2 separate regions of the Homo sapiens genome follow, and region 2 is linked to region 1. The links are chromatin loops, found by intact Hi-C in ENCODE. Cell type or tissue: Caco-2. All regions are shown on one strand. Links, peaks and the distances in the headings refer to the core of each region. The heading gives the core; the rest is flanking DNA. Region 1 has its middle 250 kb from the start of GPAT3. Region 2 has its middle 290 kb from the start of GPAT3.

The links. A loop is a pair of places that touch in the nucleus more often than their neighbours do. Peaks named below come from ENCODE experiments on the same cell type or tissue, not always from the same donor. Only the 100,000 strongest peaks of a DNase experiment are listed, where the experiment ranks them.
Region 2: it touches region 1 in a loop (2.1-fold over the local background); 16 of 110 quality-filtered maps call a loop at or near these places.

What each region holds. Positions count from the first base shown.
Region 1 is chr4:83,773,342-83,789,895 of GRCh38, reverse strand. No RefSeq gene overlaps it. Among named protein-coding and RNA genes, the nearest start is that of GPAT3, 250 kb to the right of the region's middle. RefSeq lists enhancers at 8,018-8,736, 9,784-11,038. In Caco-2, for the core only: no CTCF peak of the experiment used is centred there; no DNase peak of the experiment used is centred there.
Region 2 is chr4:83,822,610-83,839,163 of GRCh38, reverse strand. No RefSeq gene overlaps it. Among named protein-coding and RNA genes, the nearest start is that of GPAT3, 290 kb to the right of the region's middle. In Caco-2, for the core only: no CTCF peak of the experiment used is centred there; a DNase peak (open chromatin) is centred at 8,823.

The DNA.
Region 1 (16,554 bases), core at 2,726-10,725:
TCTTTACCCAGGCTGCAGTGCAGTGGCATGATCTTGACTCACTGCAACCTCTGCCTCCCAGATTCAAGCAATTCTCATGCCTCAGCCACCCAGATAGCTGGTATTACAGGCATGTGCCACCAGGCCTGGCTAATTTTTGTATTTTTAGTGGAGACGGGGTTTCACCATGTCGGCCAGGCTGGTCTCAAACTCCTGACCTCAAGTTATCTGCCCTGCTCAGCCTCCCAAATTGCTGGGATTACACAGCACCTGGCCTACCCAGCCTCTTTCCTAGGACCAGTGTCTTTTGGAACATCTACTACAAAAAAGATTATTTTGGTTAAACCAATGCATTTGACAAAGCATTTCATGCAATTTTTGCAAGAAATATAGATAAATATTGGCTATTAGTTGTATATATAGTTTATATTTTGTAGAATGACAGTACTATTTATGTAGGGTTGTATATATCATGCATATCAAGTTTTCAAAGTTTCAGAGTTGGAATATAGAGAGAAAAAGTAGGATGTTGAATGACAGGGTTATGATTTGAAATCACTGCATCTAAACAGAATGAGCAACATATAATTAGATGAAATCCAATAGTGAAAAACTATTGTACAAATCTCAGCCCATGAGAAAAAGAATCAGTTGTATTGACTATAAACTCAATATAAGTTAACAAAAAATGTAAACAAAGCATTAGTATACATTAAGAAAAACTGTTCATTAAAATAAGTTTATATTTTAAACTTATTTTAATGCTGATTATTACCAAAATCAGACCAGAAGTAATGTGTTTAACATTGCCACCCTTGAAAGTAGACATCATTTACCAAGAATTCACCTAGAGAGGAGCACACCAGAATGACTGGAATCTCAAATGCAGTAAACATGAAGAAGAGTTGCAAGAATGAAGATAAAAAAGAAAAGAGTGGGTATTGCGAGTTCATGATAACTATGTTTAAATAAAAAGAGAAATTGATCCATTTGCCATTGGACATTTTTAATACTGATGAGTAGTTAATAAGTAGTATTTGCACTCAGCACAAGAAGAAATGGATAACGGTTAACCTGTCCAAAAATTTAGTAAGTTTCTTCTCCACTAAAAGTGTTTAAGCAGGGGCTGGTATACCACTTACCAAAAATGTTAGAAAATGTTGCACTATATTTTCTCAGTTTTCTCATCTGCAACAAGAAGAATTTGAACTATAAAATTATTTCCTTTCAGTAATATAATTTTGGTCCTATCAATGTTAATGAGGAATTTCTTTATCTGTGATCTGAACATCACAGTTTGCTATTTCCTTCATTCACAAGCCCTTATAAAATGCTTACTATACACCAGGTACTGTGATAATCACTGGGCATCATGAAAGAATAAGACATGCCTCCTGATCATGTAATTATAATCGAATCATTTTAAAAGAGTGATGAGAACTCAAAAGAAAGAGGGGTTTTTAATCGATCATTTCATTGAAGACTCGATTATTGTAAATAGGTTAGAACGGCTTTTTAAAGAAGGCATTTGCACCAGACCTTTTATTAATCAATGTATGTTACTTGCTTTCTAAAACTTGACATAAAGTTGTTTTCTTACATCAATTAAGACTTAATACTTCATAAGCCTTGACACTTTAATTTCTACTATTTTTTGGCTAATATCTTTCATCTCTCTCTCCCTTTCTCTTCATGTTTACCTATTTGCCTTTGACAAACCTATTAAATTTGCCTTTTTTCCACTCCCCTTTCCTATCACTAGCTTCACTAGATATTTGCCTGGATTCTTTTAACAGGCTCCTCACCACTTTTTCCCATTCCCAAGACAATACTTCCTTCCACTCCCCAGCTCCCACCCCCATGTCTCATCATAAATGGCCATCATGAATATCATGCCAGACTCATCCTTTTAAAGTTCTTCTATTCCCCTTTCAAGTCAATTGTGATTAATCTCTCTTTTCTAACAGATCAAATAAATCCCCCTTCTTGGGTTTCACGTTTGATTATATTAGGTTACTCTTTATTTTTCACTCTCCCTCAATACCTATCTTCCAAGTCAGCTCTTTGCTGTCTCTTTCATGAACAATATTCACTCCAATTCACAAAATTTTGTTCCTATTCTCCTTACCTGGAATAGTTTATTCTCCATCCTTCCCCAGTTCTTCCTCACAAGATTCTAGCCGCATTTTAAAATATAGCTTAAATACTACCTCCTTCTCTAGACTCTCATGATGTGAAGTAGTTCACTAGTGAAATCTCACTTGATAGTTTCATATATATTAGTTATATCTTCCCTGAGTTATAAACTTCTTGAGAACAAGAGTACTTTCTGTAACCCCAGGAGAGTCTTATGCCCATAACAAGCATGAATAAATACTTCTTGGCTAATCGTTTTTATTTTGAGAACAACCACCACCAAATGAAAAAAAAAATCTATCACATCTCATGCTTGACTAAAGAATGGACTAGTGGAGTAATTGTACAGGGTAACATCCTATAAGATGTATTGAATTATCACTGGGGTATCAGAGACATTTGTGGAGATATGACAAAGAGGAAATAATGAACTTAGTACAACTCTTCTCGGGAAGAATATTTTATGTCCTTGGAAGAAATGCTGATTAAACCCTCCACAGGGCATCCTTGTCCTTGGGACATGAGACGGGCCTACACTTCCTTCCAAGGTCTCAAAGTCAAGTGACCAGCCAGGCTACAGCAGTTAGAGAAGCCACCAGCAGTCCCCTCTGTCTTTCCACATATGCTCAGGGCTCAGCTTCTCTCTAAAGAAATGTTAAAAATTATTTTACAACTATCAGTTCCCAGGCACATGAACGTTTTAGCCTTCTCTGGGCATTCAAATGTCACCATCTTTTATTAATCAACTCCACAGAGAACTTGAAGTGAGGTTACCTCTTGCCTACCCTCAAACCTATCCCCATGTACAACTTATACAATGTGCTTTTGCATACAATTCATTGAAAAGAGTCCCCAAATATTTCTAGAAACTATGGTAGAGAGAAGAGAGGAGTTGTTGGCAGAGGATCCAGGCTGATGATGTGAACTCAAATCTAGTCTACTTGCACTGCCCTGGAGCATCTTAATTTTCTCGTCTGCCAAATGGGGTGTTTGTTAGCTCCAGAATGTGTATGGAAGGCCTTTGCAAACCTAAAGCACTTATTAATCTGTTTACAGGCAAAGTCAACAAGCATGGGCACTCTGTGGGTGGCCCTTTAGCTCTCGCTAAAAATTCCTTGTCAAAGGGACTGCTTTTGCTCTCTAGAAACTGAGTTATGATTGGATAATTTCTCTCCAATAAAGTACATTTTATGTGTTAATCACATTAGGTTGTTATAACCATTGTCTATTTTCAACTGTAATACCTCTAACTAAGAAATAATGGTGGTAGATTGACCAGTAGATAACCCTTCTTCATTATGAGTAACATCAGAGAGTATATCTTTCACACATTTTTGCTTTATTCAACAATTTTTTGGTATGAGTGACCTTATTCTTTTAATGTTAGGCAGAATTAATTAAAGACACCGTTATTTAATGCTGCAACACGTTTTGCTTAAAAAAATGTATCACTCACCAGTTCATGTTTCATGAATACAATTATCTCTTTTTTGCAGTTGTCATTGTTCCATATTCTTTCTTTATGAGCCACTATTTTTTAAATATAAATTTTAACCTACTGTATAAATGTGAACAGCTGTTGGGCTTGTAGTCCAGAAAGGACTATTCACATCTTCCAGCCAAATTGCAAGTGTCGTGACTGGAAAAGCTATTACTTTTGAGCTCATTATAGTGAAAAGAAAGAAGGTTTTACTCTTAGCAGATGTAAGTTTTGTAGATAAGCCAGGGTTTCATGGCTGGTTGAAATTGTGCAACAACAAACAATTTCAGTTCTATGACCCTCAGAATATTCCATCAACACATGCTGTTGTGGGCTTTTCTACTTCCATTTAGAGGTTTTTTAGTAGAAAAGTTAAGATTATAAATTTTGAAGTCAGGCAGAAGTGAATTCAAATCCTGCCTTCACTTAATTACCTGCTGCGTGACTTTGGACATGTCTGTTAAAGGTCCCACGTTTCGGTTTTCCCACCTGTAAAATGGGAATAATAATTAGCCCATAGACCCTGTTTTGATAAAAAGATTACCAGAATGCCTGGCACATAGTAACTACTCAATAAATGTCCAATTATAGTGTTACTATTTTTAGCTTTTTGTAGGTACCTTCCCTAACTTCCAGTTTTCTTTCTGTAAATGATATGTTTCCATATGGCTCTATATGGGCTATGTTTAAAGCCCATGACAAACATTCCTTTTGGCACCATGTCCATCCTTGGACATCTCTTCTGGAAATCTAGTGTTGGGCCACAGTCAGCTGGAGCAAATGCCATGGTATTTGGGGGGTTTAAAAAAGGACAATACTCAAAAGAAATTAGGAAAAGCTCTGCTAGGTATTCAGTCAAAAAGACAGCAGACCCAACCTATGTAGACCTTTCTCCTTATCTCTCAAAGAGTGATTTTATAATCTCTTAACAGTCTTCATTCATTTGTCCATATTGTAGGATGTGTCCAGTTTAGACATTTTGTTATTTATCTTGTCCAGTAATGTGAAGTGAAGATGAACACAGGCAAAGATTTAAACAATAAAAATAAGAATGCTTGGGTCTACCTGAATATTTTTCCAGAATGTCTGAAACAAATCAAGATATAATATGAGCACCACAGAAAACCTAAAATCACTCTCCAAATGGATGCTGAGGTTGGGTTTGCAAGCTTCCCTCACATGTGTTTCCTACTAACATTGCTAGTTACAAGGTGTGGGTTGTTAGGATAATGGAGGCAAAGACTGAAAGTGCGATATGGAGAAAAGCATGGTCTATGTAAACCCTATCAGAATTTCCTCCTCAGAGCTGGGTTTGAGATGTGAATTGCCTGCTTCATGGTACCAATGGCATCAAGAGGCCTATAAAGTGTCCTAATATATCAGTCAGCCTTGTCTCAGTCATTTCTAGATTATTTTCTTACCCTAAGGAGAGTACAGTCAACAAAATGGACCTCAGAAACAGTAACAATTTCCACTGACAACTGGAGAGAGGGCTGAGGGAGGAAAATGGAACACGGGTGTTTATCGTTCACCCTGTGAACAGAGCCACAGACTGTATTTTTTAAGAAGACACATCAAAAGAAGCTCCGTTGGCTGGACTTTGACTCATTCCTTGATTTGGTTTGTTCCTATACCACACTTTGGCACTCAACTTCTTTCCTGGCTCTCCTTCTTCTTGGACTTCTCTACATCTCCTTTTGTGATTCTGCTCCTCAGCATCGTCACTGTCCTCCAAAGCCCAACATCTTCTTGTCACTGACTTTCAAAGATCTCATCTACCCTCACTACTTCAGACCTCACTCTCTCTAAAGCTTCTTTATATGTCCACATCTGCCCAGTGAGCAAGTCCACTTGGATATATTCCCTAAGCATGTAACTTTGGGTAGTAAAATTAAACATATTAAACATATCCATGTCTTTTCAAACCTGACTCCTCCTACTTCTCTATTCCTGTTCTTCTAAAAATCCTTTTCAAAATCTGGGCATCTCTTGTTTCCTATCCTTTCTTCCTCAATCTCTCAAAATTCCTGGAAGCACCATGAATTACCAGTTATTATTTTGTAATAATTATTTAACTTCTCTCTCCCTTATTTTTATCACCATTATTCTTGTCCAGACCTATGTCCATTCATGGTATGTGAAGCAGTTAGTTGTTTTTCACATACTTTCTGTGGCTCTGTTTTATTTGCCTCCAATCCCTCACAAACTATCCAATCTTTCCAGCTATCGATGTGTAATTTCACTGCTAAAAGTGCCATACAAATAAACCTTTGAAATATTCCATACACCTGACTCCATTCTTTAAGATTCAGTAGAGACTAGGTGGCCTTGGACTATGGCTTTCAACATTTTTTTACCAGCAGAATTTCATTTTGCTCTTTCATGGATGGCTCCTGCCCAAAGCACTGAAATAGAAAGGTCTAAGTGTATCAAAAAGAAAATTGCATGAAAACTTTAAATTGGAGGAGTCAAGTGACAGCTGTAGTCTTATCAAATTCAGCATCTGAATTTATTTGTTGCACTTCACTGAGAACAAAAATGCTGATTCACACTGATCAGAAGCTGCAAAAGGCATACATTTTATATTAGCTCTCTGTTGTAGTTTGTATATTTGTCCCTTCCAAATCTCATGTTGAAATGTGACCCCAATGTTGGAGGTGGGAACAAATGGGAGGTGTTTGGGTCATGGGGGCAGATCCCTTATGAATGCATGGTGCCCTCCTTGCAGTAATGAAGGAGTTCTCACTCCATTAGCTGCCACAAGATCTGATTGTTAAAAAGAGCGTGGCACCTCCCCTGTCTCTCTCTTTCTCCTTGTCTCACCATGTGACATGCCTACTCCCCTTTGGCCCTCTGCCATGAGTAAAAGCTTCTTAAGGCCTCATCAGGAGCCAAGCAGATACTGGTGCCATGCTAGTATGGCCTGCAGAGCCATGAGTCAAATAAACCTCTTTTCCTTATAGATTACCCAGCCTCAGCTATTCCTTTATAGCAATGCAAAGTAGACTACCACACTATCTTAGCAAGTTCATATCACTTTCAGAATACAGACAAAATAACAGCAGAAGTTATATCCTAGGCCTGAACTAAATTAGTAAATTGGTGTCACAAGAGAGAATATAGAAGTGATATTTATTGTGTTATAAGGTGGCAAATACCAAATTTGGGTGTGTACTTTATGTTACAGGTTTTTGTAATGATTCAAATAGATTTTAAAATAAAATTCCATTCAGAATGTCTGAAGTGCTTGTACCCAAGAGTTTTATTAAACAGTGTTTGAAAACCATTCCTTTAGAGAACACTATTTTCTAACCTATTGTTCTTTTTTATCTCTAGCTAAGCAGGACCTTTCCCAACCATCTCCAATGTACCTTTTCAATCTTATCTCCACGAGTCCTCTGTCCACGCCCACATGCCTAAACAAAGGGCCATGCCCTGCTTCTCCTCCCTCCATGCCTCAGAAAACATCAATTCCCACTAACTCCAAAACGTCTTCCCTAACCACTCCAGTCCGCGGTAATCTCTACCTCATCTAAATTCCTGCAGCGTTAGTCAATCACAACCCTCAGACAAATAACTCTATGTGCCTATCACTGGGCTACACAAATGTTAGGTAGCCAAGAAAGGAGGAAGGGAGGAAAAGAGTAAGGGAAACTTCTCTGTGAATCATTGAGAAGAAGAGGGTAGAGGATGAAGTCACAGTAAATGTGTTGACATGAGGGATGTTTTAGTGTAAGAATAATTGGGATTGGAAGAAGAGGGATGAACATGTGGCTGAGCTGCTAGGTTAGATTCCCCCATTCTAGCCCCCCATTTGGGACCTAACGACTCTATAAATGTGTCATTTATTATTAAAATTCTGATATACTAAAAAGTTACTGATCTATTAAAAAGTGAAAGAATGATTGTTTCATATTAATCCATAAATTGCTTTACTCCACCAAAGGATACTGAAATATTTTACTGAAAACACTACTGATTTATCTTAGTTTTTGTATAATAATTTCACATTTAATTTAAATGCAGATGTTAAGCTTTTTCATTGTCATATAGTATTATTTTGTCTGGACACAGAGCAGTAAGGATACTGCTTAGAAATGCCTTCTTTTTTTTTTTTTTTTGAGACGGAGTCTCACCCTGTCACCCAGGCTGGAGTGCAATGGTGCAATCTCGGCTCACTGCAACCTCCGCCTCCCAGGTTCAAGTGATTCAAGTGATTCTTCTGCCTCAGCTGAGTAGCTGGGATTACAGGCATGCACACCATCATGCCCGGCTAATTTTTGTATTTTTAGTAGAGACAGGGTTTCACCATGTTGTTCAGGCTGCTCTCAACTCCTGACATCGTGATCCGCCTGCCTCGGCCTTCCAAAGTGCTGGGATTACAGGCTAATAATGCCTTCTATGTGCTTTTCATATAATAATTCAAACAAATTGACATAGCAATCCTATAAGACAGATATTCTTAGGCCCATTGTACAGACTTAATTGAGGCTTAAGGACATCTAGTCACTTGTTCTAGATCATATAATAAATTATGGCAAAGTCAGCATTCAAAACCATGGGAACCTTGCAACTTCTGCATTGGAATCAGCTTGAGTATTTACTAAACTGCAGATTACTGAGCCCCGCTATGGATTTACAAAAGAACCTCTGGGGAGTGAGTGTAGGAGTCTGTGTTTCTTAGCACTCCAGATCCTGTGGAGACACTTTAATGTTTAATAACCCCTCATTTAACTGACAATGAGTTCTAAAACATTGCCATGTTTAGAGGATGGTGGAAATGGATATAACCATTACTGGTTCCTTAACTTGAGGAAGTCAAGGAATTTTGAGGCAAGGTGTTTAGGCAACTACAACACAGAGGCTGAGTAGTAAAGTATGCTGAGTTGCTTGAGTTTTGTAATTAGATTATAGGTACAACCATCCAACTCTAAGTTTCCAGTAGAAAGTTGCTGCTTTCTCAACTGTAAAATAAGGAAATTGCCTTGGATAATCTCTAAGTTTCCTCCCACACATTACTTGATTTCATGATTCCTAGTTTCTTATGCTGATTTCCAGCTTCTACTTTGCTAAATATCCAGGACAATGGAAGGAAAAGGACTACATATTGATGATCTTTTCTTATGTTATTCAACTTATTTAACAGCCTCCCTTAAATGCTTCACTAGGAACAAAACAGCCTCTCTTGCCTCCTTCAGTATTTACCAAATAGAGAAGAAATGGAAAATGAGAAAAAAAGAAGATTAAAGAAGAAAAAATGACTAGCAAACAGAGGTTTTACCATCTGCTATATTTCATTTTGGTGCATTTATATTTCTGCTGCTAAGCTCAGAAGTCTTTGGGGAATGTGTATATTTTGGACAAATTTTATAATAAAGACTGTAAATAAATCCTAAATGCTGCTAGACCTGGAAGTAGATCATTAAACTTTTATAGAATCGACATAAGCTTGGGATCTGACAAATCTCATTTTAAATGCTGAATATAGCAGCTTCCCAGCAAAGCACAAAGCTGATAGTATACATTTAATCTCTATTAAGGTCTTGCAAACAATACATTTTTAAATAATATTTAAATTCATTGTCACCTTTTTTTGCAAACAAATTACCAGAATTTAAGGTATAGGATTTCAAATTTTGACATGATGCATAAATACAAAGAATATACAAATAACAGGATTCTCTGAATACAGCCAACGTAATAACAAAACTGAATTCCCAAGAGACACCTAGTGTTTTATTTGTGCAAACACCAGCAATCTAACTGGATGGCCAGATTGACACCTGCCACACCCCTTCTCTTTCTCCCTTGGGCAAGGAATGTTCATTCTTTTCCTAAAAGATCATCTCTTCCAATAAGTGTGCTCTTCTTTCTTTGTGTCCTGCCCTCAGTGACACCTCATCCTGTGAAAAATGACTTACAGGTTTTTCATCTTTTGAAACCATTATCACTGACCAGCAGTCCCTGTAGACAGAAGATGGATTGGATTATGAATCCCAACCCTGCTGCAAAACCTATTACTAAAGGAGCCCACCTCACACTCTGCTTCCTTTTCCCACCCCAACTGCTAAGCTCTCGGGCTGGTTAGACAAAAGCTTTGGAACTTGCGTAGCGTACCACAGTCTACTTAGTGTGCAAGACTAAGCCACACTTCCAAGTTCTGCCCCAACCATTCTGCTTGGGAAATTGCCAGAGATGCTTCTTGCACTAACCAGGCCTCTTTGCTATGGAGCTGGGTGTACCAAAATCAAGCATCTGTTGGGTTGATTTGGGTGGTCTTGTCCAGAAACACAAAGGTCTGGAGTCAGAAGTGAAGCAGTTAAAGCAGCCGAGGCATGTTTACTAAGCCATTTGAAGTTGATAGCCCACACGGCCTGGCTTTTTTCTCTATCTTCGTAAACCGCAGTGAATTGATGGAATGACCCGGACTTGATCTTCAGGGCAATATGTCTGATGGCACCGCTGGATTGATAAATTGATTCAAAACTATTACCATGGTGAAAAAGCAATAAGGTCATAAAAATTGCATCAGCTGGCTAAGTAAATCCTGGCATTTCATGACAAGTAATGCAGAAGAATCGCAAGAGGATCTGGGCATGAGGCTGAATGAGTGAGGGAGAAATGACTTTGAAGAGCTCATCATCTCCGATCTATTCTTCCTGCCAGCGATTCATGCCTTCGCATAGTGCCACTTCATTATGGGGAAATAACTGTACACTTCTAGCATATTCCTGGCCTCCCTGGCGGCCCCTGGAGGACCCTTAGCTGGTTAATACCTCATCACGGGCTTCATTGAACACTTTAATCTGCACTTGTGTGATCAATAGAATCCTGGTGTAAATTAAAAGGACAATTTCATGTAATCAAGCCTGTTAATGCTCATTTTGAAAACCATTATTTGTGGAAGGCATTTAGAAGAAAATTACAAAGTGACAGGCTGATGCACTCTGAGATGATTTGAAAGCAGGCCTTTTTTGTGTGACTGTATACCTGCCTTGGGAGCAGGACAGGAGTGAGCATTAGTGAATGCATGGGGGGAAGGGAGGGGAAATGGAGCCAGGAAAGAAGAGAGGAGCATTCCAGCAGGAATATGTGTATGCCCTGCCTGCTTGCTTGCCTTCATGCAGGGAAGAAGAAAATGAAATTTTCCAGTGTTCTATTTCTGTGGCAAATTCAATTACTGTGGGGACTTGTTCAAAGCGGTGTAACTTCCAAGAGGCAGAAATTGAAAACCTTGCAGCTAATGAAATGGCAAATGACTAGGAAGTTCAGACGGGGGCCGTCAGTCAGATCAAACACCTGAAGAAAAATAGCAGCTATCCCCAATGCCTTCTTCAAGCCACTCTCTCATCTTCAGGAGAGAAGAGACCTCTTTCCCCCAACATTTTATCAAGCTGGAATAATATGTTAACAGTCACAAGCTTCCAAAGGCCCCTGTACTACAACACAGCGATGGTGCATGAAGCATGAAATGCAAAATAAAACCCACATGTTGTTTCTCTCCAATTCTGGGATGCATTTTGCATATGACTATGTAATATTTAATTAGATGATTTGCCCTCAAATGTATTTTTTAAGTCTTTGGTAGCTTTTAAAGACTTTCAAAGTCTTTTAATAGCTATATGCACTCACAGACATAATATATGGCAGTATATGACTTGGAAAGATTTTTAAGAATGCTAAAATGGAGCCTCCACTCCTAAAGATTCTTTCCTATTGGTCTCAAGTGGAATCTAGACTTTATACTTTTGAGAAACTCTCCAGGTGATTCTAATTCCCAAGTACTTTATGAGAAGTACTGGACTGTCCCGTGAGCATAAATGCACTAAGTTTTGCCATGGGTACCAGTAACCATACATTCAATAGTTTTTTTTTACATTATTGAAACTTGCATGCCAGTGATATGACCCAGGTAGCATTACATCCCAGCAATACCAGAGATATGAAATTACAAGACCCAAGAAAAAGTGGCTTGTAGGCATGACAAACTGAAATCTAATTGAAATCACTTACCCAGAGCCGGCCATTGCTGGGGCATCACTCATCCAGGCTCAAGAGTATGAAAATTCAATGTCTGTTCTATTCCTTCCTCCATGCTCATCAGAACATTCCAAAAAGGAAAACCATTTCCATTTGTCATGTGACAAGCATTTCCAGTCAACTCTTATTAAGCTGATATTGGCTTATTCAAAATAAGATGCACTTCAGACGACCATTCTCTGGGCAACTAAATTTCCTATAGCTCTTTATTAAAATTGTCAGATAATCTGAGCATAGTTTATTCAAAATATGCTTGCTTTTATTTGATTTTATCAATACTTGCATGTCAAATAAGCATTTTAATGCATTGAGCTATAAATAATGTTTCCCCTTCTCTCTCCAAAAATGACAAAATGCCATCCTCCCTTCCCTTGTTCTGATACACTGGGGCTGACTTGGTTCTTTCTGATTCCTTTTCAGGATGCTCCTCCACCCCTATCTTCACCCAGTCACTTTAAATCATGCTTAATTTGATCTCTTAGAGCTGGGTCAGGCTTAACATTTTCTTGCAAGAGCTAACTACATCCATGTGAATTTGATTTCTCTATGATTTATATTCAACCATTATTTGGGGCCTTAATATTATTTCAGATATATCCAGTATTTTTAATGACTTCTAAAAACATGAATAATTGAATGTGAGGTTTTTCTTCTTTGAACTTTTTGTAAGTTAGATTCTGAAACTCTGACTTCATGAAATGTTCAATAAGACCTCAATATTCAGAGGAAGAGTATCTTCAAGTGCTTTGTTTATCTCCTAAACCTCAGGTGACACTCACTATGGCAGAGTGACTGGGTCTACTCCCTTTTAGATCTAATGACTTACGTAGGTAAGATGGCAGTAACTAAGCAGGAAAGTTGAATTTCTATCCTGAGGTCTACCTCACTTTCAAAATATCAGAATTTGCAAAAAGTTTCAAAGTGGATAATAAAGAGAATGAAGAAAACTAAATCCATCAATGAAATACATAAGGCGGCTACTACATAAACCCCTTATTAAAGTGTCTGTCCAGGCTCAAGAGGCTCAACTAAGGTTTAAGATGTTTGGCGTTCAGGGGAAAAGAAAGTTGGGTCTTTTAGAAACCAGTAGTCGTGAATAAAGTTAAAACTTCACTTCTACGGCCGGGCACGGTGGCTCACGCCTATAATCCCAGCACTTTGGGAGGCCGAGGCGGGAGGATCACAAGGTCAGGAGATCGAGAACATCTTGGCCAACATGGTGAAACCCCGTCTCTACTAAAAATACAAAAATTAGCTGGGCATGGTGGCAGGTGCCTTTACTCCCAGCTACTTGGGAGGATGAGGCAGGAGAATCGCTTGAACCCAGGAGGTGGAGGTTGCAGTGAGCCGAGATCGCGCCACTCATTGCATTCCATCCTGGCGACAGAGAGAGACTCCATCTCAAAAACAAACAAACAAAACTTCACTGCTAGAAAGTGACAGGCTGACTAACACTTCTTTCAAAAACTAACTTAGTTTTTAAACTAAAAACTAAGTTATTGATTTAAAACTAGTTTTAAAATTTAGTTTTTTGGCAGATTTAGCACACACACAAAAGAAAAACCTTAAGCTAAATAAGTGTTAGCTAGGAAAGAGGAATTGAGATGACTGAGGATCTAAAACCATGTTTCTCAACAGGTTTTTTAGAGCTGAAAAGAGAAGCTCTGAGGACCCAGGCACATGAATACCTCACAGGTTTTCTCTTTTAAAGTTAGCCACAAGGAAAAGGATGTGCTGGGAATTTTTGGTGCTGAAAACAATTGGATGGGTCTTAAGTATGTAAAACGAAAAGAAATTGTAGGAGTCCGGAACTCCTCCTCCGGATCTAAAGAGAGAGGAGAACTATAGATAATGTTGTTTCAAAGAAAATTAGTTGTGCGAGAAAGAGATATTAAATGTTTCATTCCAAAAGCCTACATTAAAGAGTAGTGTCTCTAACACCGCCACCAGACAGTCTCATATGCTGTTTCCTCTTCCTGTAACAATCTTTGGCCACTACTCCCACTGCCACTCATCTCCAGCGTCTCCTTCACGGCTCTTCTCAAACATAAAACTTCCTCCAGGAAACTGTCCTTTACAATCCCCTTCACGGGTTCAGGAAGCTCACACGGCACCCCGTGCCTGGCTAGCATTACACTCATTCCACTGACTCCAATCCCAGTTGATTTGCCTCCTCATAGATGATAAATAGTGAGCGCTTGGACTGGCTCTGATTTACACCCCGTGGAGCCCAACACAGTGCCTGACACAAGGCAGGGCCTCTCCAAATTTTTGTTGAATGAATGAAGTCTTCCAGAAGTCAGAATATGTACACAGGTCCAAGGTCTATACACCTACTTCCTAAGAGTTCTATGAGAGCATATTAAAGATTTAATGACAGCCAGAGGCAGTGGTGTGCACCTGTGGTCTCAGCTATTCAGAAGGTCAAGGCAGGAGGATTGCTTGAAGCGGGGAGTTTGAGGCTGTAATGCACTAAGACTGTATGTCTGTGAGTAGTCACTGCCCTCTAGCCTGGGCAAAATAATCAGACGATCCCATCTGTAATTTTTTTTAAAAAAGAGGATTTATTGACAGAAGACATTACTCCACTTAGATGTTTATATTCAATTTACTCTGTCTCAATTATTAATTATATATTATTTGTATATATTACTTGTATATGATACTTGTATATATTATTTGTATATGATAGGTCAAAAAAGGCTATTATGTAATTAAAGCATCTGTTTTTCATTTTAAAAACATCCATAAGCCAGGCACAGTGGTTCACACCTATAATCCTAGCACTTTGGGAGGCCGAGGCAAGTGGATCCCTTGAGCCCAGGTGTTTGAGACCAGCCTGGACAACATAAAGAAACCCATCTCTACCAAAAAAAAAAAAAAAAAAACAAAAAAACAAAAAAACTTAGCCAGACATGCTGGCGTGCACCTATAGTCCCAGCCGCTCAGGAGGCTGAGGTGGGAGGATTGCTTGAGCCCAGGCAGTTGAGGCTGCATTAAGCCATGATCACCCCTACACTCCAGCCCTGCACAACACAGTGAGACCCCATTTCAAAAAAAAAAACAAAAAACTATGAGAAATTGAAATATGTGCCAGTGTTTACTCAATTTTTACACTGGAAAGCCTAAAAATTAGAACTCTCCTCTCAAGCACAAGGTCTCACCATTCATGGTCACAGTTACCCAAATTACCCAGAAGAAAATAATATCTTCCAGAGAATAAGCCTGGATGGGTCAACCCAAAACCACAAACTGATTCGAACTGATAGTTTTTTCCCCATCTTCTTACAAGAGTCTTATTTAGGCATCAGATGCTTTAATATAGAAAATAATCAAGGTCCCATTTAGGTTTTTAAAATGTTTTGCTACAGTGAGATTAAAATAATGCCTCACACATATGGTTATGTCTTAATGCCAGGAGAGTTATTCTATACATTCCTGTTTACTCACAGAAGATTCATCAACATACATACTTTAAATACTTTGACAGCATAAAACTTAGAGAAAAGGGCTTTAGGAAATGATTTTTTTTAATTTTAAAATTAAAAATTAATACACTGTGAAAAGCCCCAACTTACAAGCACATTTTTTCCAAAGATACATTTTTATGTCAACAGTTAGAAATTCAGAATATATTTACCATAGGATATAGGAGTTAGGCCAAATTTATTAACTAATCTTATGCCTAAGATGCTATAGAAATTTTCCTGCCATACAAAACATGTTTCTATTATAATATGTGTTCAGAACTTCATGACATTCTTGATTGGTTGATTCAACAGTTACTCACAACCCCTTTGTGTCTTTCCACCATCTACCACAGACAGTGAAAAAACTAAATACTTGCTTTCCCTGCCTTCCTTTCAGCTAGAATATAGAATTTGTTAGGCTCTCCAGTGTAAAAATTGAGTGAACGTTACATGCCACCATGTGACATGGTTCCAGTCAATAACAGGTAAGCACAAGTCTAGTGGATCTTCTGAGAACTTTACTTCCTTATAACAGGAAGATGCACAGGAGGAAAGCTTCCTCACTGCCACTTCTCCCTTCTTGTTTTGGATTCAGACACGATACCTGAAGCTATGATAACCTTCTTGTGACCAGGAGACAACAAGCAGAAGGCCAAAAATACCCAAGAATGGCAGAGCAGAAGGATGGAAGGAGCTGGGCTTCATTATAACATTGGAGAGTAGCCAGACCAACAACTCCAGCAACCAAATAACTCTGTCTTCTTTTTAAGTGTGTTATTAAATGACTGCATCACAAAAATCAGTGTCAGGTTTTCTGTTATCTGTTACATGCAGCCAAAAGCATTCCTAAGTGAGACAAATGCCAACGTGAAACTCTAGAAATACATGGCTCCTACTGTAGTTGAATTGTGAGTTGCTCATTTCCTTCTGTCTGCTGGACAGTGGCTGTCAGGATTTCTGTTTTCAGAGCCTCCTCTCCATTTGTACCTTCAAATACAGTGGAGTGACAAGGGGAAAGGCAGGCCAAAAGCAGGAAATATTCACATGGGTCCCAAAGGAACTGAAATTAAAAATTTCAAGTACTGGAGATTTCTGCCAGTATAAAATACGTGGGGACCCACACCACCCCAGAGACTCACACATGAGACCCAGAGTAAGTTTTAAGACTACTTCATTTTTTTTCTCACTTTGCAAAAAGTGATTCTCTCAACTCTCTATCCTAATTGTGTTTCTCACCTTTCTTAACCTAATACAAAACTAAATCCAGCCTGTTTTCTTGCCTTCTGGCCCTGAAGCAAGTGCACAGGTATTTTGAAGTTTACTGAGAAATATATCCTGCAGATACTGCAAGGAAGCAGATGGGGGAAAATGTTTCTCATTTAGTATAAAATAGTACAACCTCTCTGGAAAGCAATTAAGCAATATGTATCAAATTTCTTACAAATATAA
Region 2 (16,554 bases), core at 5,700-13,699, 46 kb before region 1:
ATGAAAGCTTCCCGTGTTCATCTGAGCCACTTCACCCTTGCAGGTCCTAAACTTCAACCTCTTTCATCTTTAGCATGGCAACACTGCCCAGGGCAGTTGCCTTTATACAATTTTACCTACCTGTCATCTACCTGTCCCAATCCATCTGTAGTGGTTTTTTTTAATTTTTTTTTAATTTCCCATAGTTTTTTGGGGAACAGGTGGCATTTGGTTACATGAGTAAGTTCTTTAGTCATGATTTGTGAGATTTTAGTGCACCCAACATTTGAGCGGTATACACTGAACTCAATTTGTTCTATTTTTTACTTTTTTAAGTTGATGCATAACAATTGTACATATTTATGGGGTACAGAGTGATGCTGCAATACATATAATGTATACTAATCAGATGAGAGTAATTAGCATATCATCATCTCAAACATTTATCATTTCTTTGTGTTGACAACATTCAGTGTCCTCTGTCTAGCTATTTGAAACTACATATTATTATTAACTATAGGCATCCTACAGTGCCATAGAACACTAGAACTTATTTTTTTCTAACTGTAATTTTGTATTATTTAACAAACCTCTCCCTATCCCCTCTTTTCCCTACTGTAGTGCTTTTGTTTTTTTTTTTGAGACGGGATCTCACCCTGCTGCCCAGGCTGGAGTACAGTGGCGGGATCTCGGCTCAGGTAGTTGCATGTTTCTAAGATATTTATCTGTATTCTTTAATCATCACAACAAACCCATGAGGCAAGTATGTGAGTCTTGTTCAGGGATTTTGTTAAATAATATGTTTCCAATATTTGTCTGAAACATAGTGCAGTAGACATACAATTAATATTTGTTGAATTAAGGAACTCAGAGAATAATAAAGATGAGAATGGGAAAAATGAGAAACTATTTTTTTGCCTATCAAACTGAAAAAGATAATAAAATTATGGTACTCATTTTCAAAAAGGACCTGGTGAAATGAACATATTTCCATATTTTGTGTGATAGTATATGCTGATATAGCCCTTTTAGAAGGGCTATTTACACGTTTGTGAAACACTTACTAAGTATCCTATGGTGTATCACATGTGCTTTGGCATTGTGACATCAAATGTCTTAACATGTTTCCTGACCTCCAGCATCTTTTTGGAAACATATATTAGCAGCTTTAAAACTATTCATTACCATTTCTTTCTAACCAAGTGTTTAATAATTTCAGTTCTGGAACTAAATCCTAAGAAATTAATCAGAGATATTTTATTTCATTCATTTATCTAATGTATTGAGTACTTAGTCTAATAATAACAACTAACACTTACCAAGTGCCTTGGGCAACATAACGCCGTAATTAAGAGCATGGACTCTGAAGCCAGATTGCTGAGGTATTTTTAAATCTTGGCTCTGCCACTCACTAACTCGATCCCGGGCAAAGTCACTTAACCCAACTATGTCTCAGTTTTCTCATGTGAAAATGGAAACAATGATAATTTGGTTGTGAGGATTAAATGAGTTGTCATTTATAAAGTGCTTACAACAGTGCCTGGCACATATTATGAAGTGCTATATGTGTTTTTGTTTTAATCATGTGTTAGCTTCTATTCTAAATGTTTTACTTGTACTAATTCGTTTAATTCTCACAGCTACTCTATAAGGTAGGTACTATGATTATCTTTATGTTATGGGCAATAAAATGGAGCCTAAAGGAGGTGGAGTAACATACTCAAGTAAATTGTTGAGCAGGATTTAAACCCAGGTTGACCAGCTCCAGAGCCTGTGCATATAATCATTAACCTCAATGGCATTCCCAGCACCATTGTAGGCATCAGATCACTGTACAGCTAGAGTTCCTATTCCCAGGAAGGCAAGGATGATGATAATAAAGAGCAGGTAAGAGTAATAAAGGAGTAAGATAATTTTAGGTTGTAATGAATGCTATGAAGAATACAAAATGAGTAATGTGCTAGAATACAGCTGGCAGGGACGCACAACAGCATTTGATAGGGAAAAGAAGTCTCTTTGAGAAGGTAACATCTAAACTCAGAAACTAAAAGACCGGGACATATGAAGATAACTGGTTTATATAAATGGAAATTCTTCACTGCATTATTAAAAAAATAGTGGGAATAAACTAAAAGTCCAAAATAAATGAATAATTTATTATTACAGCATATTCCAAAGATGACAGCATACTAACTAGCCATTAAAAGTCTAAGAATATTTTAAAATACAGGAATATAATACATTATAAAGTTAAATGAAACAAGTAGAAATTCAAATACACATATAGTTTAATTTCTATTTTATTTACTATATATATACACATAGGGAAACACGTATTTATACACTTTAAGCAGATCTACGTATACATAGAAAAGGGGCTGGGAGGAAATATAAGAAAACATTTACATCGATTAACTGTTTAGTGGCAATATTATAGAAAATATTATTTTCTTTGTCATATTTTTTATATTTTATAAATTTTCTAGAACCAGAAAAGAATTAATGTTTTTACATAAATCCCATCAACAAAAAATATCTATGAACAGAATTTTAATTGTTTGTTGACTCACAATGCTCTAGGAATTTATGTATTATCTTACTTGTGTATTTTATGAATCAGAAAGTTGACACTTAAAAAGATTAAATAACTTATCCAAGGGCATACATTTGGTTGAGTTGTAAGAGTCAGATTCAAACCATATCTGTCTGATATCAAAATCTATGAACTCACTACAGAAGCTTTTTGTTTTTGCTTTTACAGCATATATTTCCATTCATAATAATAATCATAAAACTAATATCTGTTAAAACAAGTTAACTAATACTAACTTATAAAAGAAAAAGTCAAGCAGAGTTGTTTTTAGGGTAAAAAATTAGAAATAATCTGAAATCCAATAAAAATAGTATATTAATTGATGCATACCTATATGCTATTAAACAGACATTAAAAACACTATTTGAGATAATTATCTGATGAGGGAAAATACTTATGAAATGTAAAGGAAATTAAAGGCAATATAAAAATATTCAACATCATACAGTTCAATTCCAACAAGGCAAAAAACATAATCCAGGAATTTTTAAAAAGTAGATAGAAATACACTAACCCATTAGTAATTATATTTCATTGATAGGATAATGAGGGATTTCTTTTTGCTGTTGTGTATTTTTTACACTTTCTGAAATGAGCGTATATATTATACTGGTAAAAGGCTAGACTACTTGGATTTGGGTTTTTTTGTTTGTTTGTTTGTTTGTTTTGAGACGGAATCTGTCTCTGTCGCCCAGGCTCGAGTGCAGTGGCGTGATCTTGGCTCACTGCAAGCTCCGCCTCCCGGGTTCACGCCATTCTCCTGCCTCAGCTTCCCGAGTAGCTGGGACTACAGGCGCCCGCCACCACGCCCGGCTAATTTTTTTGTATTTTTAGTAGAGTCGGGGTTTCACCGTGTTAGCCAGGATGGTCTCGATCTCCTGACCTCGTGATCCGCCCGCCTCGGCCTCCTAAAGTGCTGGGATTACAGGCCTGAGCCACCACACCTGGCCTGGACTACCTGTATTTGAATTGCAGTTCTACACTTACTAGTTGCATGAAATTGGGCAAATTTCTTAACTTCTCTGTGATTCAAATGTATCACTCCGTAAAACGACAGTAACAATAGAATCACTCTCATAGGATTAAGTGAATTAATATAAATAAACTAGTTAGAACAGTTCCTAGCACATAATAAGCACTCTATAACTGCTAGATATTATTATTCCATCTTTAATGGAAAAAAATCAACTTGTTTAAGAAGAGAAAAGCGTGACTATATTGAAACATAATTCAAGAATTCCTTTTTTATTCTCTATATTTTATGGACATTAAAATAGCTGATATGTGGATAAAAATGTTGCTTCTTTGGATTCTGCTTACAAAATAGACACTTGAAGCTTTTTAAATGGTTCTTTTCCTTTTTCCATTTCAAATCCAGCTATTCAGCACATTCTGTTGATAACTACTTTTATATTTGGAAGCCCAGTTTTACTTAGGGACAAGATTAACACCTAGTAGGGCTGGTTTAAAAAAAACAGTAATAGATAATGATAGATAATACACAACATTCCCAGAAGCCAAAATAAGAGTCATGAGCTCTACATGTCAACATGGTAGATGTGTTTTCCTCCTTGCCAGTATCGATCCCTGCTTCCTCAATCTCAGTGATTGGTCCCATCTCCCTTCCCAACCCTTGTGAAGGATGGCAACATTTTCGAAGTCTGTTCAATGACATTTCTACCTAGGACTTCTACAGGAACTATTGGTAGAGCAGTATTTGCTTCCCACTGTTAGGGTTAAATTCTGGGGTTGCTATTAGGCATTTTTTGTCACTACCCTGGGAAAGACTGCCTGAGAATGAAGTCTAATAAAGAAGTCAGCCAAAAGATGAAGACCATATCTTGTCAGCATCACTGCCAAGATGCATCTGTGGCTAAAGCCAAATGTACCTGTGGACATCCAAATTACTTAAGCCAATTAATTCCCTTTTATGCTTTAACTAATTGGAATGCGTTTGTCACTAATGACCAAAAAGGTCCTTATTAATGCATTAGTGATTTCCCATTTAATATTCAAAATAACACTATGAAGTAATACTATTGTCACATCTATGCATTAACAAATTAATGCATAAATTATACAAAGGTCATATAATTTACCTAAAAACTGGTAACCAGGAACTGGTAGAACCAAGATTTGCTCTCAGGCTGTCTAGGCAGTCCAGTCCAGCTCATAGCGATTTCCTTCTTTGTGACCTTACTATACTCTGCACATTCTTCTATCAGTCCCCCTGTAAGCTTTTATTAGTTTTTCTCTGTCTCTTCCTGTTACTCTGGGAGCCTGTCCTCTTATCGTCAATGGGAAAGATGCTGAATAAATGTTTGTCAAATACACTAGCCTCTGCCCAACCAACTTTAGTTGGGAATTTTCATCCTTGTTAAAAGAAAGTATTTCTTGGCTCATGGACCTCACACACAGATTCAAACTAGCTAGACTTCTCCTGAAATTTTCAAGGCACATGTTAAGGTCTGTGTTTAGTTATAGTGTTGACCTGTGACATCATCAAAACTACTACAAATAGAGCTAAGTCAATAGAATCTTTGAAAGCGTAAGATCCTTTTTATATTTAGTAACACCCTAGCCATTCCAAATGTAACCCACCTTTTAGTTACATAGAATGTGCAAGTGTCACAATTGTTTAGGTGTCATAACACCAATGAATTTTATATCATATTAAAGTAAAGCCCTTTCATTCAAAATTGACCAAAGTAGAGTCAATTTAACATTTTTTCAAGGCACTACTCTCTCTCTCTTTTTCTCCTTTCTCTCTGTTTCTCTCCCCTCCGCCACCCCGCTCCTTTCTCTACCTTCCTCCCTCAAAATGTGACCTTATTTGGAAGTAGAGTCTTTGCAGATGTAATTAGTTGAGGCAAAAAAAGAGGTCATTCTGGAGTAGTATGGGGCTCTAATCCAGTATGATTTGTGTCCTCATAAGAAGAGACACAGACACAGGGAGAATGACATGTGAGGACAGAGGCAGAGATTGGAGTGAGGCATCTAGAGGCCAAGGAATGATAGGGATTAGCTGCAACACCAGAGTTCAAAGAAAGGCATAGAACAGATTCTCCCCAAGAGCCTTCAGAGAGGGCCTTGCCAACAACTTGCCTTTAGACTTGTAGCATTCAGAACTGTGGGAGAATGAATTTCTGTTGTTTTAAACCATCTGGTTCATGATATTTTGTTACAGCAGACTTAGGAAACTAATACAGTACCCATGGGCAATAAATAATATACCTAACTCACAGAGCCATTAAAGAGATTAAATGAAATAAAATATACAAAGAGTTTAGCAGTGCTGGCACGTAGCAAATATTCAAAGAATGATAGTTATTATCATCAATCCTTTTTTTTTTTTGAGATGGAGTCTTTCTCTGTCGCCCAGGCTGGAGTGCAGTGGCACGATCTCAGCTCACTGCAAGCTCTGCCTCCCTGGTTCATGCCATTCTCCTGCCTCAGCCTCCCGAGTAGCTGGGACTACAGGCGCCCGCCACCACACCCAGGTCATTTTTTGTTTTTGTATTTTTAGTAGAGACGGGGTTTCCCTGTGTTAGCCAGGCTGGTCTCAATCTCCTGACCTTGTGATCCGCCCGCCTCGGCCTCCCAAAGTGCTGGGATTACAGACGTGAGCCACCACGCCCGACCCATCAATACATATTTTTTAAAATTTTATACCATAAATTATAACAGAAATTAATATAACTCTCCCAGAAAGAAACAATATGTCCCTACTCCTGAGCTTTTAATTTAAAAGGATGGAACACCTTACATCTCCCTACTCAGGGGCCTCCTCCAGTAATGGTAACTGAGCAGCATGCTGAGGATACAGAAGTTCTGGCCTAGCCATTAAAACTCAGCCTTTGAGGAACTCTAGTTGACACCACTTCCATTTCTTTGTCTGGAAGCGGAAGACAGACCTAGTCAATAGGCATCCCTCACACCCCCAAAAAAGGAACCATCAATCTCAGCCTAGGTGACTGTCACATTGAACATTTTCAGGCAGCTTTTTCAACCTTGGAGGTTTGGGCAACCTGCCAGTAATGAAGATGTATTAATGCTTAATGCAGCTTAATGTAATAGGTGTCATGTTCATAATTTACAGAAGCTCTTTCTAAAGCATTAAATTCATTTATACTCCTTAAAAGCTACTCAATCGTGGGGGCTAAGTTAGTTTGGTAGGGCTTCTTTTTTAGGATCAAATGATATATAAATTGTTAACATATCCAAACTCATCCATTAGTGCATGTGAAAGCAATAAATGTGCCAAAGTAGCAATAACGTGATCGAGGAAAGTCATTGTGGTCATTAGGGCTGAAAGGGTTTCATTTATGGCCCTGAGAAAGAGAATGAAGGCTGTAAAATAGACCCAGGAGGTCCCACTGACCAGAAGTCCTGACTTATTGTGCTCAAATAAAAATAAAACAAAATGTACATTTTAGGTTTTCAAAAGTGACAATGGATTGTGCCCTCTATTTTGTAGTGAGTTGTCCCTCGTGCTTCCAACTACCATTTTGAAAAAAGAAAATGGAATGGATTGATGAGGCCTTCTCATCTCAACTGTCTGCTCATAGAATATTGATTGGCCTCTTGGTAAATAACTCTAAGCAAAACAGGGGGGCATGACTAATGAGAGCCCTTGCTTGTTGGACAGATCTGGGAGGTCAGTAATTGATGGAATTATAAATCCTAGCATGGCATTTCCAAAGTAGTCCCAGGATCAACATAGGAATGAGAAGAAGCCATAGCTTTGTATATCAGATTAGGGTAACCACTATCTATTACCCCATTATGATCTGCTGACAGCCACCATTACTCATGTCCCTGTGAGTCAAGTTCTCCACCCCTCCAAAAAAATATTGCAGAGTGCCAAGAAGCACTGCAAAAATAAAAGGTGGGAAACCAAGTTTAAAAATTTGTTAAAGTTATTCCAGCTAAGTTAGTGCAGGTCAGTCTTTGGTATAAGTAGAATCACTTGGGAGCTTTTAGAAACTAGCAAGATCTTGACCCACCCTAAACAATTAAATCTCTGGGGGTGGGGCTTGGCCACCAGTATTTTTAAAGTACTCCAGGGAATTCTCATGTGCAGCCAGAATTAAGAGCCATTAATTTAACTAATATTTAGGAGCAGCTACAAAAGCTTTAAGTAACCATGGTACAACATATTAGTCATGTCTTCTTACTTAGAGCTCTCCATGGAGCAATGTTTTACAAACATTTGGTGCTTGCCTAGGTATTCCCTTCAAGAGTTTAACAATTTGTTCAGGTCTCCTCACCTAGAGGCCTCTGAAATAAAAGGTAATCCTCCACCCAGAAGTCTCTTACGTGACTGAAAGCTAAAAAGTTCATTCTCTGTTAAAAAGTCAAGCTCTGTTGTTGATATCAGGGCACCTGCCTTCCTGGGTTTACAAAGCATTCTAGGTTCTGCAATGGCTCTGGCTATCACTCATCTGGACAAACAGCTGGACCAGTGATCACCAGAGATTCTACAGAGGGAAAATCCTGCTGAAGATGTCGCTATTGGCTCCTGTTTTGTCTATGAAAAGCCAAACTTTATCTTCATGGCAGAAGAGCTGAAATCAGGAGTCTCTGCTCAGCAGAGGCTGAGTCTAGGTGGGGCAAGGGGCAAATATGGGGGTTGGTGGGAGCACTAACTAAAATCCAGGCAGCACACTAGAGGATCAGGGAGTAAGTGTATCTAACAAGCTCTAATTAAGTCATGTCATGTAGCCAGATTCGACTTGGAGAAAGAAATGCCTACAGTAATTGCATTTAGTTCATCTTGTAGCATGCTCCCAATCATAACTGTTAATTCAATTGTATGTTCATTCTGCCAGCTCATTGCCATTAAGCACACATTTAATTACTTCAATAAAGGATTAATATGCAGCACACAAAAGGAGGGACAGAAGACTGTGCCAAAGCACACAGCTGCCCCAGCATTTAGCCCAGAGATAAAACAAGAATATCATTGGGCAGCATAATCCTGCTCCAAATACATCATTATTAGATGAACATTCCAGACTTTTATTTTCATGCTTGTTATGCACCATTCCACATGCATATATTTCTGTAGCACCAGAAAGAGCTGTAACAGGAACCTGACAGCTTTCCATTGTTGTCTCAATCACGCACCCACCACTCCCCCATCCCCTGTCTTCCTCCATGCTTGTAAGGTTGCGCTTATCTCATTTCCAGGCAAAGGCTTACAGTCCCTACATTACAACATCCTGAGATAAGGGCCCTCGCTTGACATTGTTCCTGCCAGTGCTGCAAACAAGTGACAAACCTGGCATGTATAAAAAGAGAGGGAGAACAACAAAGCCAGAGCTCCCTCCTCCTCGCCTCCTCCCAACTCCACCTCAAAGGACAGCCCATCAATTCTCCAGGATGTACACAATCATTATTGTAGGGGAAACAAAGGCCAGTGTCAATTGTGCAGTGTTATAAAGCAGTCCCTCAAATTAAAACCATGTACCTAACTGCATCTGATGGCAGAAGCTATTTAGCAGTGATATTTTACAGAAAGGCAATGAAAAGCAATAACTGCTTTATTTAATGTATCTGTTCAATCCAGCTGCCCTGGATAGGCCTTAATAGAAGCTGTCGATCAATGTCAGGCCCTTAGAAATAACTGCACCAGACTGCAATAAACATGAAGGAAAGATAACTAGAACTACTGATCAGCCTCTTGTTACCTTTCCTGCACCCAGAGATTTGTCATTTGTTTATACTGCTCATAATAGCTGGCTCGATGATTATCATCTTGCCCGCCTGGTATTGTGGTGGGCACATCAAGGCAGGGAGCCAGAGAGCAGAAGACGCAAGCTTGGAAGAGGAGGGAGGAGGAAGAAATATGAGATGTAAGACCAAAAGGTGAGGAATAAGAAAAGAAAGTTTGTTCAGGACATGAGAGGTTAAATCTTATAAAGTGTGCATGCTGGCTGCCTTGTTAAAATATTAACATCACTTATACTTTCTTTGCCATCTCTTGACGGACCTTCCCTTAAGATTAATGGAATAAGGCATGAATTTGTAGTTTCAGTGTCTTGTCCAGCAAATCCTAGCGCTATCAGGAAGACACTAACAAGGCCTATAACCAAGATAGCCCATACTCAACCATGACTTAATTTGCCTTCTCTGCACATCCACTCTGAATGTTCCCCCATGCTCCAGTCTCAGCCTTCTCCAATTCATTTTAATTTCTATCCCTGTACAAGCTCATCCTCTCTTATCATTACCATCTGTAACAGGGGTTAGCCATCTACAACCCATGGACCAATCTAGCCAGCAGCCTGTTTTTATAAATAAAGTTTTATTGGAACACAGCCACACCCAAGCATTTAGGTTTTGTCTATGACTGCTATGGCATTAAGATAGCAATTAAGTAGTTGAGACAGATACTATGTTGTCCCCAAAGCCTAATGTATTTACTATCCGGCCCTTTACAGAAAATGTTTCTCAATCTCTGATCTGTTTATATCATTTCAAAATGTGTATTTCAGCCCAGATCTCTCTACTCATCTCTAGATCTGTGTTTCCATCTGCCCCTTGGTCTCCACCTCCTGGATCCCTCCATCGGGCTGTCTCCATGCAGTGTATATGTAACATGTCCAAAACCTAATTCATTTTATAGTTTCTCCAGTTTTGTATCTCCAGTCATGGCCTCACCATCTGTTTTAACAATACAGACCAAAAAAAAAAAAAGCTATTTTTTTTAGCATTCTTTATTTAGCAACTATTTATTTAGCATTAAGTACCTCCCAGGCATCATTCCAAGTACTTTCCACGTGTTTATTCATTTAATCCTCACTAAACTCTGTAAGACAGAGTAGGTCCTATTATCATCCCCATAATCCCCATAAGGAAGCCAAGGCTTAGAAAAGATTCAAGACTTGCAAGGGTCACATACTTTGCAAATGACTACATGGGGATTTGAACCCAAGACTATCGGTCTCAAAAGCCCAAGATTTTCTTCATATCTATAATGCTTTTCTCATATTATAGAAATCTTTGATAGTTCCCTACTCCCTACTAAGGACCAATGTTAATTCATATGACATTCAAACTTTCAATTTTTCTTTTTACGTGTTCTTCTTCCATCACACACTATCTCATACCACTCTTGACATGTACTAGTCCATGAACATGTGATGTGATTATGGAGCTAATATGCCACTTCCCCTGGAAATTCTCCCTAATCCCCACACCCACTCTCACCTTCCTAGCAGAATTAATTGTCCTTTCCCTGGTGTCCTTATGTACTCTGGTCAAACTACAGGAAAACACTTATCAAACTGTGCTATATCTACACATTATATTATACCTCCTCAGATAGGTTCCAGACCTTTGAAATGAAAGATAATTTCTTAACACATATTTTCTAGTGCCTAGAACTTATATAAGTAATGAATAAATGTTAGTTTAAGGTTTCTTCCAGACTCACACCATTCCAATTCATTTTTTTTTATGGTTCCATAGTGAGCTTTCAGAAACACAATTTGGATCATGTGGTTTCTATTTAGATGGACTCATAGCTTCATCTTTATGTACAGGATTTCAAGGTCCAAACTCCTTTGCATGCTGTGAGGCTCACTACATAGGTCCACACCGCAACCTCATTTTCAGCCATCTTAATCCACCTCCTAATCTCATTTTCAACTTCTGTCTTTTCCACACCCCAGACACAGACTTAGCATCAGCCATACTGAACTACTGGGCCTCTGCACATGCTTCCCTGTCTTCCAGGACTCTTCCTCTCCCTGTGGTCCTCTTTGACAACCTCTGTTTCTTTTTCATGACCCAGGTCAAATGTCTTCTACTCCATGAAACCTTCCTCACCAGAGGAAAGTTGACCTCCTTTATTTTGGGTCTCCATGTAATAATGATAGTAGTATTATTACAGTGTAGCCATCTGTGTTGTGTACTTTAGATAGGTTAGATTGTTTAATCTCCACAAAAAGAGGTCAGTACTATTATTCCCATTTTTCTGGCTGTAGGTATACATGTCTTCTAAGAAAGACTTGCTCTACCTTCTCTGCCTAGACACCCAGAATTTATTTTATTCTAGATGAAGAGAAATCTCGATTATCTCACTCTACCTGATTGACTCTCTGAATTCCTCTTCTGGGAGACCGTGGGTGAAATACAACATGTAAGCACAGCAATATGTGGCAGTCATTATAAGCACTAGAACCTTGTCACAGTGAACGAGTGATCGTTGCCCCATATTGGTCTTTCTGTTGAAAACAAGTGAAACAGAGCAGCAGACTTTTAAAGGATCTCTTTCCAAATGGAGACTGAAACTGTAGGGTGCTTTGGTTAGTTGGAAGCTTTATTTGTACTTTGACTTTGGTTTGGAAGGACAACATTTTGAAGATTTTCTTATCAGTAGTTAGTCAATGATTACTAAGGTAATTGGGTTCTCTGATGTGATGGATTGAAGTGCCCAAGAAGATGTCACTCTCAAATGTAATCTCTGTGAGTCTTAAGCACCACCTTTCTTGGTCCAAAGAAAGGCAAACTGAGACACAAGAGAAGAGAAAAATACTATGCACATTATAAAAATCTTCCATTTGTAAACTTAATAGGACAAATTGAGTTTTGAGAAAATACTTCCATAACTAAGGCATCTGGCATAATGAAAAAAAAATAGAATTTAGATAGCCTTGTTGATTTATTGTTGCTTAACAGTTAAAAGGAAATTGTTGAGATTCCTGTCTTATTTTGAAGAAATTAGCAGCTTCTTTCATCAGCAAATGTATATTTTTTGTTTATGAGAAGCATATAAAGACATTATTGATAGCACTATGAAAATTATATGCTAAAAAATTACAACAGCCCAAACTCCTACAGCCTTAAAGAAATTGAGGCATATCTAACAGGAATTGGTGCTCAAGGTTTTTTTAAGCTCACTTGCCTCACATTCATCTTCCATTATTTTTAGTTGGTCCCTATGGGAATCTATGATGGAGCTTGGAGAATGTTTCCTTATGTTCTTTTAATTTCAAGAGCACTTGCTATTTTTTTTTTAAGTTCTGTTATGGGCTGCCTGTTTGTGTCCCCCAGAATTTCATGTATAGGTACACTAAACCCCGGTGGGATTGTATTTGGAAGTGAGGCCTTTGGGAAGTAAGTAGGTTTAGATGAGGTCATGAGGATGTTGTCCCAGTGATGGGATTCATGCCTTTATAAAAAGATGAAGGTTGAATTTTATCGAAGGCCTTTTCTGCATCTATTGAGATAAACATGTGGTTTTTGTCATTGGTTCTGATCATACAATGGATTACGTTTATTGGTTTGTGTATGTTGAACCAGCCTTGCATCCCAGGGATGAAGCCAACTTGATCGTGGTGTATAAGCTTTTTCATACGCTGCTGAATTCAATTTGCCAGTATTTTATTGAAGATTTTCACATGGATGTTCATGAGAGATATTGGTCTGAAGTTTTCTTTTTTTGTTGTGTCTCTGCCGGGTTTTGGTATTGGGATGATGCTGGACTCATAAAATGAATTAGGGAGGAGTCCCTCTTTTTTAAGGCACTTATACACCATGGAATACTATGCAGTCATAAAAAAGAATGAGATCATGTTCTTTGCAGGGACATGGATAAAGCTGGAAGCCATCATTCTCAGCAAAACTAACAAAGGAACAGAAAACCAAACTCCCCATGTTCTCATTCATAAGTGGGAGTTGAACAATAAGAACACATGGACACAAGGAGGGAAACATCACACACCAGGACCTGTTGGGGGATGGGGGCAAAGGGAGGAAGATCATTAGGACAAACACCTAATGCATGCGGGGCCTAAAACCTAGATGATGGGTTGATAGGTGCAGCAAACCACCATGGCCCATGTATACCTATGTAACAAACCTGCACATTCTGCACATGTATCACAAAACTTAAAGTAAAATGAAAGATAAATAAAAAATAAATAAATTGTTTAAAAAAGATGAAGGGACCAAAGCCATCTAGTCTGCGGTATTCTGTTATAGCAGCCTGAGCTGACTAAGATAAGTCCCAATAAGTTTTTCCCCCAAAAAAGTATTAATGCTTTTTGGAAATTACTTATTTTATCAGATAAGAAAATACCATTTTGATGGGAAAATATCTAACATTATTTTAGGCCAAATATTAAACTAATTCAAATTTGCCCTCTCTAACCTTTTTTTAGATTTGCCCTACAGGCTGCCCCTGAAACTTTGAATACTGCAAATGAATTTAAGAGCACAACATAGCCATTTCTCCACTGGTTGGCAACCCAACATCTCCCACAATCCCCAGATGTCCCAGCCTGACTTATTGACCATGTAACACAGTTCTGACCAACAACATATAAACTTGAGTTTGTTAGGTGGGACTTCTAGGACAGCTAGAATCTATCTCCTGATTTTTAAAAATAGAAATGAGGGGATGAATTCAGTTGACATAGCCCTTAACTTCTTCCTCCTTCCTCAACTTTCTGACCGGAATGCAGATGTTTGGTCTGGAGGTGCAGCATCTACCTCGTAACCACGAGGCAACAAGCTGGAGGACAAAAACATACACAGAAGGGATGACAGAGCAAAATATGGAAAAGGCTTAGTACTTGATGGCATCACTGAAGTATCATACTAGCCATAAGCAACCTACCCCAGAACTTCTTATTGTGTAAAATAAACAAACCCCATATCTTTAAGCCACTGGTAGATTTTCTGTTGCTATCAGCCAACTGCATTGCTGATGCTAACATAACCCGACGAAAGTAAAAACAGGAAGGAGGGGATGGTGTGAAGAATAAAGTCATATTTTTTTTAGAATTACGAGCCAAGCAAAACAAAGTAGGAGAGTCAACCAAAGTTTTCAAGATATCAAAACCCAGCATTATGTGGTAGAACATGGTCGAAGCCTAGCCACAGATAGAAATGTACACCTTTTGTTGAGAATGATGGTTTCCAGCTTCATCCATGTCCCTGCAAAAGACATGAGCTCATCCTTGTTTATGTCTGCATCGTATTCCATGGTGTATATGTGTCACATTTTCGTTATCCAGTCTATCATTGATGGGCATTTGGGTTGGTTCCAAGTCTTTGCTATTGTGAACAGTGCTGCAATAAACATACATGTGCATGTGTCTTTATAGTAGAATGATTTATATTCCATTGGGTATATACCCAGGAATGGGATTGCTGGGTCAAATGGTATTCCTGGTTCTAGATCCTTGAGGAATTGCCACACTGTCTTCCACAATGGTTGAACTAATTTACACTCCCACCAACAGTGTAAAAGTGTTCCTATTTCTCCACATCCTCTCCAGCATCTGTTGTTTCCTGACTTTTTAATCATCACTAATCTGACTGGCGTGAGATGGTATCTCATTGTGGTTTTGATTTGCATTTCTCTAATGGCCAGTAATGATGAGCTTATTTTCATGTTTCTTGGCCGCATAAATGTCTTCTTTTGAGAAGTGTCTGTTTATATCCTTTGCCTACTTTTTGATGGGGTTGTTTTTTCTCGTAAATTTGTTCCTTGTAGATTCTGGATATTGGCCCTCTGTCAGATGGATAGATTGCAAAAATTTTCTCCCATTCTGTAGGTTGCCTGTTCCCTCTGACGGTAGTTTCTTTTGCTTGCAGAAGCTCTTTAGTTTAATTAGATCCCATTTGTCAATTTTGGCTTTTGTTGCCATTGCTTTTCATGTTTTAGTCATGAAGTCTTTGCCCATCCCTTTGTCCTGGATGGTATTGCCTAAGTTTTCTTCTGTGGTTTGTATAGTTTTAGGTCTTACATTTAAGTCTTTAATCCATCTTGAGTTAATTTTTGTATAAGGTGTAAGGAAGGGATCAAGTGTCAGTTTTCTGTGTCTGGCTAGCCAGTTTTCCCAACACCACTTATTAAATAGGGAAGCCTTTCCCCATTGTTTGTTCGTGTTAGGTTTGTCATAGATCACAGGAACAGAAAACCAAACACCGCATGTTCTCACTCATAAGTGGGAGTCGAGCAATGAGAACACATGGACCCAGGGAGGGGAACATCACACACTGGGGCCTGTTTGCGGGTGGGGGAGCTAGGGGAGGGGTAGCATTAGAAGAAATACCTAATGTAGATGACGAGTTGATGGGTGCAGCAAACTACCATGGCACGTGCATACCTATGTAACAAACCTGCACGTTCTGCACATGTATCCAGAAGTTAAAGTATAATAAAATAAATAAAATAAAATAAATACAGCAAAAGTTTAAAAAGCAGATTCTAGAGTCCTACCCTAAAATAAAATAAAAGAAAAAAAAAAGAAATGTTCACCTTTTCAGCTAACAGCAGTATTGAGGAGTTCTCAAAGTGAAGGACTGAAGGGGTTCTTGAGACAAGTCACTCAGAGCAATAAGCCTCTGTTGCATCGTTTTGAAATGGAACATTTATAGCACATTTTAAGTCAATACCTATGTGGTTTAGGTTACAGGAGGGCAAAGAGGTGAAAACTTGCAGGTAGAGAAGTTAAGGCTTCTTAAGACCTGATTCTATTTATTTAGTTTTAGTCTTGCCTGAGGTGGGGTGGGGAGCTGGAGAGATGCAGGGTGCTAATTGTTTGCTATTTATTTAAAGTCCATCTATTCAGAGGGAATATTCCTTAAGGTCAAAGATTGAATCTTCTAATCAAAACTAGTGCCTGACACACAGTGGGGATAAATGCTCATTGAATAAATGAATAAATGCCATTTCTATATAATTCACCTGTTGCATTTTTTTCAGGCTTAAATTCTCTTTAAAAAAATGATTCATACGGTAAAAAAAATTAATTTCTGATTTTTTTCTTCTTGATATTGCTTGACCTTTCCTCATAAAAACACTATTTATCTCTTAACATAGCTCCAGTTTCATTCCCACCATAAGGGTCTGTGAGGAATCTATTGCTGTAAATGGAATAAATGAAGACAGCAAGAGTTCTGTGTCCTTATATTCATCTCCCGGGAGCCTCTACTACATTTCTGTTGCTTCTCTACCTTCT